2 separate regions of the Homo sapiens genome follow, and region 1 is linked to region 2. Evidence: chromatin contacts called from ENCODE Hi-C or POLR2A ChIA-PET data. All regions are on one chromosome and are shown on one strand. Each heading gives the region's core, a stretch centred on a gene start or an enhancer-like site at or near the end of the contact. The rest is flanking DNA. Distances are from core to core; before and after follow the strand shown.

Evidence for each region. Hi-C counts contacts between places; a loop is a spot of excess contacts on that map. ChIA-PET counts read pairs that join two places held with the same protein, here RNA polymerase II (POLR2A). Pooled maps may share reads with other maps.
Region 1: a loop to region 2 is called in a pooled map, with 3 times the contacts of the local background. The contact joins the enhancer-like site here to the promoter of ATAD1 in region 2. A Hi-C loop is called at or near these places in 1 of 37 single-sample maps with no recorded cell type and 3 of 50 pooled maps. POLR2A ChIA-PET finds 5 or more read pairs at or near these places in 2 of 52 experiments (AG04450 and HEK293).

The regions. Positions count from the first base shown.
Region 1 is chr10:87,928,616-87,933,245 of GRCh38, forward strand. PTEN (phosphatase and tensin homolog) reads left to right here. Exons shown (of 9, transcript NM_000314.8): 4 at 2,431-2,474; 5 at 4,398-4,630. Among named protein-coding and RNA genes, the nearest start is that of PTEN, 67 kb to the left of the region's middle. RefSeq lists a silencer at 521-620. Within about 2 kb of position 3,381, at least 3 of the 41 ENCODE cell types and tissues checked have a DNase peak (open chromatin) inside an H3K27ac peak, as active enhancers do.
Region 2 is chr10:87,814,505-87,821,226 of GRCh38, forward strand. ATAD1 (ATPase family AAA domain containing 1) reads right to left here and starts at 3,722. Exons shown (of 10, transcript NM_001321967.2): 1 at 3,663-3,722; 2 at 1-108. The coding sequence starts at 95. It also overlaps the pseudogene CFL1P1. RefSeq lists a silencer at 3,820-3,869.

The DNA.
Region 1 (4,630 bases), core at 2,131-4,630, 110 kb after region 2:
ATCTTTAATTTTAGTTTGTTGAGAGACTTATCACTACCAAACCACAAAGAATTTAAAAGAAACTGTCAGTAGGTATAGGTGGAAGGAGGGCATTTATCAGAGATTTTAATTTAAGAAGAAAGTCTTCATCCTTATCCTACCAACCCCCATTCCCTGAGCATATTTATCATTACTAGTCCCAGCATATTTGCTCCCATATTTCCTATGCTTACCTGTGAAGATTTTCATAACTTTTTCCTTGCTTTTTACTGTCACTGTTGGTTCTGTGATTTATGACAGATACTGCTCTTGTAGGAATGCTGGCTTTGACTGAAATTTGTTACTGCTTTTGTATTTAAAACTTTTTTTTTATTATAAGTAGAATTATGGAACAGTAGTAGAAAAAGTTTGACTTTTGTAATCAGAGATACTGAGCTTGAGTTCTGGCTCTTTCATTTGTATACTGTTATTTGGGGCAAGTTTTTTAATGCTCTTAAGTCTTAGCTTTCTCATATATAAAATGGAGATAATAACAGTTATCACGTGATTGTGAGGATGAAACAAAAAAAAGTGGAAACTCTTTGTAAGGTGTGTTCATCTGGTTGACACTTAGTAGTCATTACTTCCACTTTCCGTCCATATAGTCCTCTTAACAGTAATATTTGAGAGGCATTTTTATTAAAGCAGTCTTAAGGAGTGTTCGTCAAACCACATGTTCTGGGATCCTGAGAAAGTAGGGGAAGTTTAGAGAACTGAAGCTGCACAAAACTAATGTTTATTTTCTGTTGTGTTGTCCTGAGACCAGCTTCTTAGATTGTGTTTCCTAGTCCTACATCTCTGATTCCTTATAAAATATTCCATTATGAATTCTTCACTATTGACAATTTCTCCCCTTTTATCTTAAAAGTACCAAAGAAAGTGTAAAATGTGACTGTCTTGTCAGTCCTCTTTTTCCTGTTTTTCATGTCAGTGGGTATGAAATTACTAGCAAGGATGCATATATGTGCATATGTCATTACTAAATGCATTTTCTTTCTAGAAAAACTCAATATACTAAATTGTACTAAAAAGGAAAAGCTTGTTTTGTTTTGAGTGGTAGTATGAAAGTTGTTTTATTTTAGGTCTGACCAGTTAGAAACCAATGGATTGTAGTTTATTTATAATTAGTTAAACCTTCATGTGAATTTGGTTTTGAATTACCTTTAAGGTAGAGAAGAAACTATATAGATGTTTTTCAGGGTTTCTAAATGTACAATACAGGTTCACAATCACTTATTTGAAACTCTTGGGGCCAAGTATGTTTCCATTTTCAGAAATTTTAGTTTTCAAAAGGTAGCACAGATAAATATACTTTTACATAAACACCCCAGTGGGGTGTGGGTCAGTACCTGAAATGAAATGTTTTACTCTTCGCTCTAAGTGTATTAAATATTATGTACAATCTTATTACTTCAGATCAGGATTTGCTGTAGTTGAGTTTGCCATAAAACTTAAGAGAAAATTTTAGATGTTTTGAACTTTTGGGATATTGAAATTGCAGGTTAAGGAGCTATGGACCTTTATTTGTTTTAAAATGCTAAGAGTTTATTTTAAGTAATTTTTAAAAAATTTGTTTTGCATAGTAGTTGGAGTTACCAGGGTACTGCTAACCACACTGATATGTAAGATCTCTTTCTGAGCCTTTTATTGTTTGTAAACATGGCCTGTTAATCATTAGAAAGCCAGTACATACTAACATATCACTGCTATTAAGACAAATATTAGCATACTCTAGTAATGACAAGTCAGCATTTTACTATTCTGTATTGATTTTACTTATTCTTTCATTACTCTCATACTGTAATTAAAACTTGCAATCTGAGAGACTGTTGAAAAAGGTGATCGTTGGCTTTTCAACAGGGAGTAAGGTCTGGTTTAAAAAAAAATTAGTAAGCATTTGGCCAAGTAGATTAACAACATTCAGTTTTTCTTTACTGTCCTTATGCTTTTACTATTTTTAACATATATCTTTTTGAAGAATAGTTTGAGAATTATGTATGCTTAACTATGAGATACAGATACTATTGAAACTAGTCAGTTGTTTATAGGTACTTGTAAAATTAAAAATATATTCCAATAGCATGCAGATTTTTCATAGAGGAAATTTGAAAGCATGGAAGCACCTGAATTTACAGTACTCTGTATTAGTGGCATCACAAGTTTTTAAGCAAATGTATTAGCTCTAATTGCATACACTTAATCTTTTAAGCTTTGGTTTTATTATTATAATATGGGGGTGATAACAGTATCTACTTAATAGAATTCTTGTTATTACATGAAATAATTAATGTTAAACACAGCATAATATGTGTCACATTATAAAGATTCAGGCAATGTTTGTTAGTATTAGTACTTTTTTTTCTTCCTAAGTGCAAAAGATAACTTTATATCACTTTTAAACTTTTCTTTTAGTTGTGCTGAAAGACATTATGACACCGCCAAATTTAATTGCAGAGGTAGGTATGAATGTACTGTACTATGTTGTATAACTTAAACCCGATAGACTGTATCTTACTGTCATAACAATAATGAGTCATCCAGATTATCGAGTGAGATACATATTTAAGAATTATCTTTAAAAATTTCAAAAATTTTAATTTTACTGTTGTGTTTTAGGAAAAAGTATTGCATAAAGCTATTAATATTGTCAGGAAGACTAAAGTGCAGCATAGACTAAGAATTAGGAAAATTCCTAGACTAAAAATAGTATAAGGAGAGGGTTTACCTACTATTTGAGGCAGTTGGTCTAATAGTAAGCAATCACAGGGAGAAAGCAGAACTACTTAACTCTTCTGTGTTGAGGAATGACATAAAAGGTAGGAAAGGATATAACAAATGTTGATAAGAGGAGTCTGATGGATGAGAGGAGGGAACTGCTTTAAATGAGTTTCTACTTCAGACATAAGTTAATTCTCAGAGCCCACAAAAACTTTCACTTTTATTTGTGAAATACAACTCAGTTCTCATGGCTTAACACTTTAAACCATGAGAAAACTGAAGAGTTGAGAAGCTTGGCAGATGCTGCTGTGATAGTCAAAAAGAAAGTGGGTGCCATGAGCTACTATTGATGTATTTGCCATTGATCCCTCCTGAAAATCTAGAATGGACTTTCAGACAAATGGTTTGAAAATTCTAAATCACTAATGATTGAGATTTAGTATAGGTTTACTAAGAACGGGTTTTTTTTGTTTTTGTTTTTGGTGGATTTAGGCTGTTGCTTACTAAGCAAAGCAGGCTTTAGTTGAGGTTTATCTTGCTTTAAACAGATATTTAACAGATTTTCCTGGAGGTTTTTGTGTACCACTGGGAAAATGAAGTTAGGCAGATGACTAAGTGAAAGCTGTCCTGCTGACTCCTTATAATGATAGTCATTGTCTACCAGAAGATCTCTCCTGTCACACCAAAGGATAATTGATTATATCCTGTACCATATTATGAGTCACCTGATTGGAGATATAAGACATACTTCTCACATATTTAGATGACACAGGTTAGTACATTGAATATCAGCCAGGGTTTTTAAGGATCTTAATAGAGTGGAACTAAGGTAGAAACTATTAAGAGCAATTAATAGTGATATATCTATAGTCCTGTTTCTAAACAAGTTTTTTTAAAAACCTCAACTCTGACTATAGTGAACAGAGAAGTCTTGGACTCTTACAATTCATGTGAGAAGACCTGAAACTTTGATAACAATTATATACATTTTGTGAGTAATTTCTTTGGTGTATGCCTTCACATATCTCTGGTATGTGACCTATGCTGCAGTCCATTGAGCATAGATTCCCAGAATGTATTCTCCTGCAGAAAATGGAGGAAAATAATACTTGGCTTCCCTAATGATTACATGTGTATACAACACTAACATTTGCAAGACCACCTTTAAATAACACACTTAGCATTTTTATTTTATGAAATGTAATATGTAGTTCTTTGCATAGTTTATCCTATTAGTAATCTATTCTGTCTTTGGAATATGTTTTGTGATGATGAAATAAATACTATAAATAGTATTATTCCTTTTGCATTGAGAGTCCTGACGAAATGTCCATGTGACAGTTCATTTTGGGTTTAGCTCTACCTCTAATATGTGACCTATGCTACCAGTCCGTATAGCGTAAATTCCCAGAATATATCCTCCTGAATAAAATGGGGGAAAATAATACCTGGCTTCCTTAATGATTATATTTAAGACTTATCAAGAGACTATTTTCTATTTAACAATTAGAAAGTTAAGCAATACATTATTTTTCTCTGGAATCCAGTGTTTCTTTTAAATACCTGTTAAGTTTGTATGCAACATTTCTAAAGTTACCTACTTGTTAATTAAAAATTCAAGAGTTTTTTTTTCTTATTCTGAGGTTATCTTTTTACCACAGTTGCACAATATCCTTTTGAAGACCATAACCCACCACAGCTAGAACTTATCAAACCCTTTTGTGAAGATCTTGACCAATGGCTAAGTGAAGATGACAATCATGTTGCAGCAATTCACTGTAAAGCTGGAAAGGGACGAACTGGTGTAATGATATGTGCATATTTATTACATCGGGGCAAATTTTTAAAGGCACAAGAGGCCCTAGATTTCTATGGGGAAGTAAGGACCAGAGAC
Region 2 (6,722 bases), core at 2,472-4,971:
AAGTATGTCACTGCACCAAATATTGTCAAACGGAAAATTAAACCAACAACTTCATTCCGACTCAAAGGACGAGAAAAGGCTTCAGCATGTACCATCTTGAATGTTAACCTTAAAAAAACAAACAGAAATGTCACTAGGTAATAACTATACTTATTAAAATTGTAAGACTAACAAAGTAGCTTAAACTAAGAAAGAAAAACTAACTTCTAGTCAAATTAAAATATTACCTACCTTAAAAAAAGTGTTTCATTTTAAGGAGAAATGGATTTTTAAATGTTAAGTAAACAAATACATTTAAAGCTCCTCTTGCAAACTAGAAGTAGACTAGAAATTAAGATTTATTTGGTAGTAGAATTAATCATTTTATTTGAAAAATACAGTAAATATCTTAAGGTATTTACTCAAAACAGCTTTAAAGAACTATTTCAGAGTCTAGGAAAGTATCAACTATAACACTAATCCAACTGAAGAAAGGCAGCCCAACAATACTAATGTGACGGTAAGAATTTCTTCTATTAACTGTATCATATACCAGGTAATTTTTGAGTGAAATTCAAATTGTGAACTGACTCACTTTTTCCTCATACATACTTTTAAAGGTTTTCAAGGCCTGCTTAAATTTAAACATGCCATTTCCTCAGTAATAAGTGGTATTAACTTTTTTGAGCCACACTATTGTTCCCAACAACCGGGCTAAGTAGGAAGCAATAGAACTTGGAAAAATCTTGAACTGAGACAACTACTACAAGAATACAGCACTCACCCAAGCTAAAGAGAAAAAAAATGAGATAAATGTGCCTATTTTTGCATATATCCCTGAACAGCTACATCAATCAAAGCTAGGCTTACAGAAGACATACACTCCTCTGTCAATGGCAATAACTACCCGGAAGAATAAGCTTGTTAGGGATGATATGACTATCACATTTTGGGAGATAGGATCTTAGCTTCAAATACTGCCATTATACTCTCAGCACAGGAGTGTGCTGAATGCTATGGGATATATAAGAAAAAGAGAATATATATTTGTACTTACATAAACATGAAAAAAAACAGAATTTGTATGGCTCAGCAGATAAAAGTTAGGTACTGCAAAGATTAATATCCATGGTCCTTCCAGCTCTAAAATTCTCCTCTCACTACTACTAAATTAAAGAGCCTCTTCACCTTCCTCCCTCTAGAATAGCTCCAAAAATTTTTTATTTCCTTTTATACCCCTCACCTCCACTCAAGGATATATACTCCTTCTCTCTAATCAAAAGACCCCAAAGTATTTCCTTTATACGTTTCCCAAGCATTCAAAACTATTCTAATCTAGAATCTAGCTCCAGAGTCAATTGTAAGCATTTTCTCTTTCACCTCTTTTCAAAGGGACTCTATAAATAGCTGGAGTCACTACCATCTGAAAATCCCACATATATTTTCCCTTCAGCGTATCTGTCTAGTATCCTGCATGGGCCATTTACCCTCATTCACCTAGGATTAGTCAAATTCTATCCTAACTTCAAAAATCAACTTTATTTGCTCCATAAAGCCTTTCAAATCACATGAATCTTCGTATTATTCATTTCGCCCTATTACACTATCTTAAAAAAGTCTTGCTTTTGAGATATCTACTCGACTAGAGTTTAAATCCTTATAAACAAGATGTATATCTTATCTACCTTTATAACTGTCACACACAAAACAGACGTTTATAATTGCCACACACAAAACAGAGGCTATTCAAAAATTATGTTCAACAGATAAATTGTAACTGAAGGAAATCTCCCATTCAATCATTGCAACAGTCACTTCTGAAGGATTTCCAAAAGGTTCCACATTTCTCCACTAGGAGCCATTCACTTCACAATAATTAGATTTAATTTAAACTTAACAACTAAATAATTGAAAGCCTTCATTTTGGAGGAAGAAACTTTGGCCTAGGGATGGTAAATGATTTAATTCATTCAATTTGCATTTACTGAACATCTATATATGACGCCCACTATATATTGGATATACAATAATTGTTAAGATATCACCACTTCATTCAAAGAACACACTGTCCGGCTATTATATTAATTATAAAGAAAGCAAAAGAAGCCAAAAAGGAGAAGGCACCTAACTGAAATCTCTCTTCATGGAACAAACCAAAGTGTGCTATCTTCCATCAGCATGGATTCCAAAAAAAACGGGTTACACAATATTTCACTTCTCATAGGAAGTAAAAAACTGACTTTTCTAGTCTTTATTCCACAAAGTTGAAAATGCAGTTGAAACGTGTTATATCACTACGTGGGGTATACTCACAGAGGAAAATAATTTAGACAAGATAAGGGTTTTATTAACCTAATCTGTGAAAAGCGGTGGCATTCCAGTAAAACGTTTTCGTTTTAGAGTTGGTAGTGATAAAACTACCAACCAAGTCATCTACTGGATATTCATTGAACTACATGAACAAATTAGGGCTGTTATGAACACATCCCAGTCATCAAGATAGTAACAACTTTTAATCCCATAAAAGGTCAACACACAAAACCCGTTTATATCCTTCCCAATTCTGAAATTTTTAATGTAATAAAGACTTAGGTCTACTAAGGCCACTTGTAAAATAGTAGTCTACCTTTTTAAATTACTTCAAAATCCTTCAATGAAACTGAAACTTGTTTTGTAGACTGTAACTATATATACTTTATTGTACACTCATGTATCATTCATTTGGTATTGATATACCTAAAATGTAAGGCTGTTACAGCAGCAATACCATCACCAGCGAACATACAATAAAAGCTGCATGCGCATACAACAGCAGGGAGCGTATTTCAATCCTGTATAAACATTAGGTTCAACAAAATGAATACACAAATATGTACATATACGATGATAGTGCTGTATGCAACTAAGAAACATCCTAAAACACTATAACCTAGAGTTATTTGTTAGGCAAATATGGTATCAGGTCGTTTCATTTTAAGTTCTCCATTTCCGAGTGGAAAACCGTGAAATCGTACTACCTCATCTATGAGCAATTTATTGACATGTATAGCATTCATAGCATAGCATTCACTGTAGTATTTCTCTCCTAATTCATTGCAGTATTTCACAAATCGTTTCTCAAACTCAAAAGTCCCAGTTTTGCAGGCATAAAGGCCCTACGAATACAGCCTATGACAATGAAGGCCTGCCAATCTTCACAAAGAGGGCAGGTTATTATTAACATCACCATCTTTTGTGAAAGCGTGCCCGGCCCTGAAGAACCACCTTCGATTTTGCACAAGGTGGTGGCCGCGCCTGTGCGACAATCAGACCTGGTTCATTCCAGCCGCCTTCGTCTAGGTTCGCCTGGTTCTGAAGTCTTCCGGGACGACCTCAAACCCCCACAGTGACCAGGATGCCGACAAAGATTCCCTCGGGAATGGCACGAGTCTTGGGGAAGAGCTAAGCAGACCCTAAGGGCCCAGGCCGGGCCGGACGCCAAGGCGAGGCCCGGGACGCCCTTGGAGGTTAATCCTCTAGATACTAAGGGCTGCGGGGCGCTTGGGGGCGGCACTGAGGTAGGGCGTGGGAGAAGACCGGGGTGACCTTTCCTCCGGGGGTTCCCAGGTCCGAGACGGTCCTTAAAGGACCTCAGAAGGATACGACAACCATCCCATGAGGCCCCACGGGAACCAGCTACTCACCCAGGGGCAGAAACAGCAAGAGCAAGTGCCCTCAGCCGGCCTCACACAGGAAGGAAACGCAACCTGGGAGAGAACGCTTCCGGCGGGAGGCGCGGCGCACTCCCTCCCACGGAGCATGCGCGACCCGCGGTCGCCGGCGCGGAGGGGGCGTGCTCCCAGGCTTAGAAACAGTGAGGGAGAGCAAATTCGCGCACCTGATGTCTGCTTAAGCTACCTGCTAGACTGAGACTTTCTGCGAAGCCGGCGTGTCTGCGAGCAGCACTCGCTAAGGCTCTGCGTTTAACAGACACTACCTTTGGGAAGGCGCTTATCACAAAAAGTCCCTGCCCTTCTCGCGGGCTCGGGGCGCAACCCTGACAAATCGGGCAGCCTTCTTGAGAGTGCAGAAATGCTCTGCGTACCCAGCAAATACATTCTCTCCTTCCCACCACTCTGTGCAAACCCTCACGCCGCGGCTTTGTGTCTGTACTTTAGCCAAAACGCAGAAGCTTATGGCCACCCTCCACTCCTCACCCCTCATCCCTCACCACCTGCCTTTCAATTCTCGGGTGAGCTCACCCTTCTCCCCCATCTCTGTGCTGACAAACACCTCGGGGTGGCGCCTGACAATCTTTCCGCGAAAAGATTTAGCAGCCCACGCCACCAGACTCGGTAGTTAGGACGGAATAGGGCATCTGGTAACAGATTTTGCATTTTGGTGATTTCCCTTTTTCTTTCACCCCTTTTCCTTTCCAGAACGAGCGACGTGACACAAGAGGTCCCAAGGGAGCAAACCTGAAAGCCAGAGCCTCCTGAATACACAAACTGCCGGTGGGCCAGATGACATTAGACACTCCTGAGATACGAGAAGCATCACTTCCTTCAGACAGAGTCGGTGAGACTATGATGTAATGAGAGTTCTCCCTGTGTTCCTCAGGAAGGCAGCTTGTGCCTTTCTACTTGAGGCATCATCTTTGATGGCTAAAGAATTCTGCAGCTTGGCCAGCGCGGTGGCTTACGCCTGTAATCCCAACACTTTGGGAGGCCGAAGCGAGAGGATCACTTGAGGTCAGGAATTCGAGACCAGCCTGGACAACATAATGAGAAATCGTCTCTACAAAAAAAAAAAAAAAAAAAAAAAAAAAACCACCTAAAAATTAGCTGGATTTGGTGGCGCATGTCTGTAGTCCCAGCTACTTGGGAGGCTGAGGTGGGAGAATCGCTTGAGCGTGGGAGATCACGGCTGCAGTGATCAAGCCACTCCACTCCAGCCTGGGCGACAGAGCAAGCCCCTGTCTCAATAATAATAACAATTTTGCAGCCTGATTGTTAACGAATGTTACTAGTTACAAACTTGTAATAATGTGGTGAAGATAATACCTAGTTAATGTCTGCTGGGGTGGGGCAATAAGCTTCTATGTGCTTTACATGCATAACCTAAATATCTCCCCCAAAATCCTCTAAAATAGCTATCATTTTCTCCGTTTTTACAAATGAGCAAATTTTAAAGCTTAAACCTTAGAGAAACTTTTCTAAGTTCATATACTTGGGAAATAAAGGCAACAATTTCATTGGAACATAGGTCTGTCTAATTCATACCTTGTACTTTACGTTTTCTCTTTGAGATGGTAATTTAATACCAGCTAAACTTTAAAATCTAGTTGAAAGTAAGACCATGAAATGCCAAAATCACAAGGCTTTAAAGGATGGGATGAAAGGGATGCATGAATGTTGAAAACTATGATTAAGTTCATGGACAGGAATCAGAATGGAATTGAATACACCCGTGCCTGTTTAGTATTTAAGGCTTTATATACGTGCATGCCTACATTCCTAATTTAAAAAAAAAATGGATGTGAAGCTAGGTTTGGGATTACTAGACTATTTAGAGAGATAGACCTTTGAGAAGAACGGAAAGATTATGAGACGAGGACAATGTTCATTAAAAACAAACAACAACAACAACAACAAAAAACAGAGGCTATCAGTGCTCAGCAGACTTTCAAGAGACTCTCCACTGGGTCCTTGGATGATCCCAAGCTGAATCATTGCTTGGGAGGCTCATGGACACATGGTTTGGCAGGGCTAAAAGGGGGAGGGTCACTAAAGGCAAGAAACAGGTTTTGTGCCCCAATAGGGTAATTATATCCACTGGTAAGGAAAATGAGCTGAGAAATTCAAGATAGTAATGGATTTTCATTCATTTACTGAGTGAAATTGGTTCAACTAAGAGCCTCACCTGCCCTCTTCTAAGGACCAGGGTGACCAGCCTACCCAGTTTCAGTTTGCATGAGACTAAAAGGTTTGCTGGGATATAAAACTGGCTGACAAAGTCTCAGGCAAATCATGAGTCACTCTACTAGAGACATCCTAAATGAATCCTACAATGAAATGGAGTTCCCAGTATGGTTACATCTAGTCTCAATTCATCTGCCTAATATTTGAGGGATGATTGCACAGGAAGGGAAACTGTTGAATAAAGTCACGAGGCTGACCATAAAGAGTCTACAAGCTCGAAAAGTGCTACACCTCACTCCCTTTCCAGTGGTTCAGCCACTGGAAACCAAATGCCTACACCTATATGTTTTGGACCTAATATTTTCATTTAGCAAATCCGTAAGAAACCTTCCATGTCTGGGCCTAAGACATCAAGTACATTCATTTTCAGCAATCATCAAATCAATGAGATTCTTCCAGAATACAGCAGAGTGAACATATGCTTTTCATTCCAGGATAGCTTTATATAATCCCTGGCAACACAAAATACCATATTTGGCCCACAGTAGGGGCTCAATAAATAATTCAATATATATAATATTAATCAGGAAATTAGAGCAGACTGTAGACTTTCTGGGCCTTTGCTCTTTGTTAGAATCAAGATATTAAAAAGAATTATTACTTTATTCTAGAAAGTTTTTGGGTTTTGTGTGTGTGTGTTTTCTGTATCAGTAACTCTTAAAATAGTTATGGCAGTTCTCCTCCAAGGTGCTGAATTTTCCACTTTTGTTATTAAATGGAGTGTAGCTAGTTTGCTCTGCAATCAAGGTTAATGCACTAGACACCTGGTGGGAAGAAAGGATT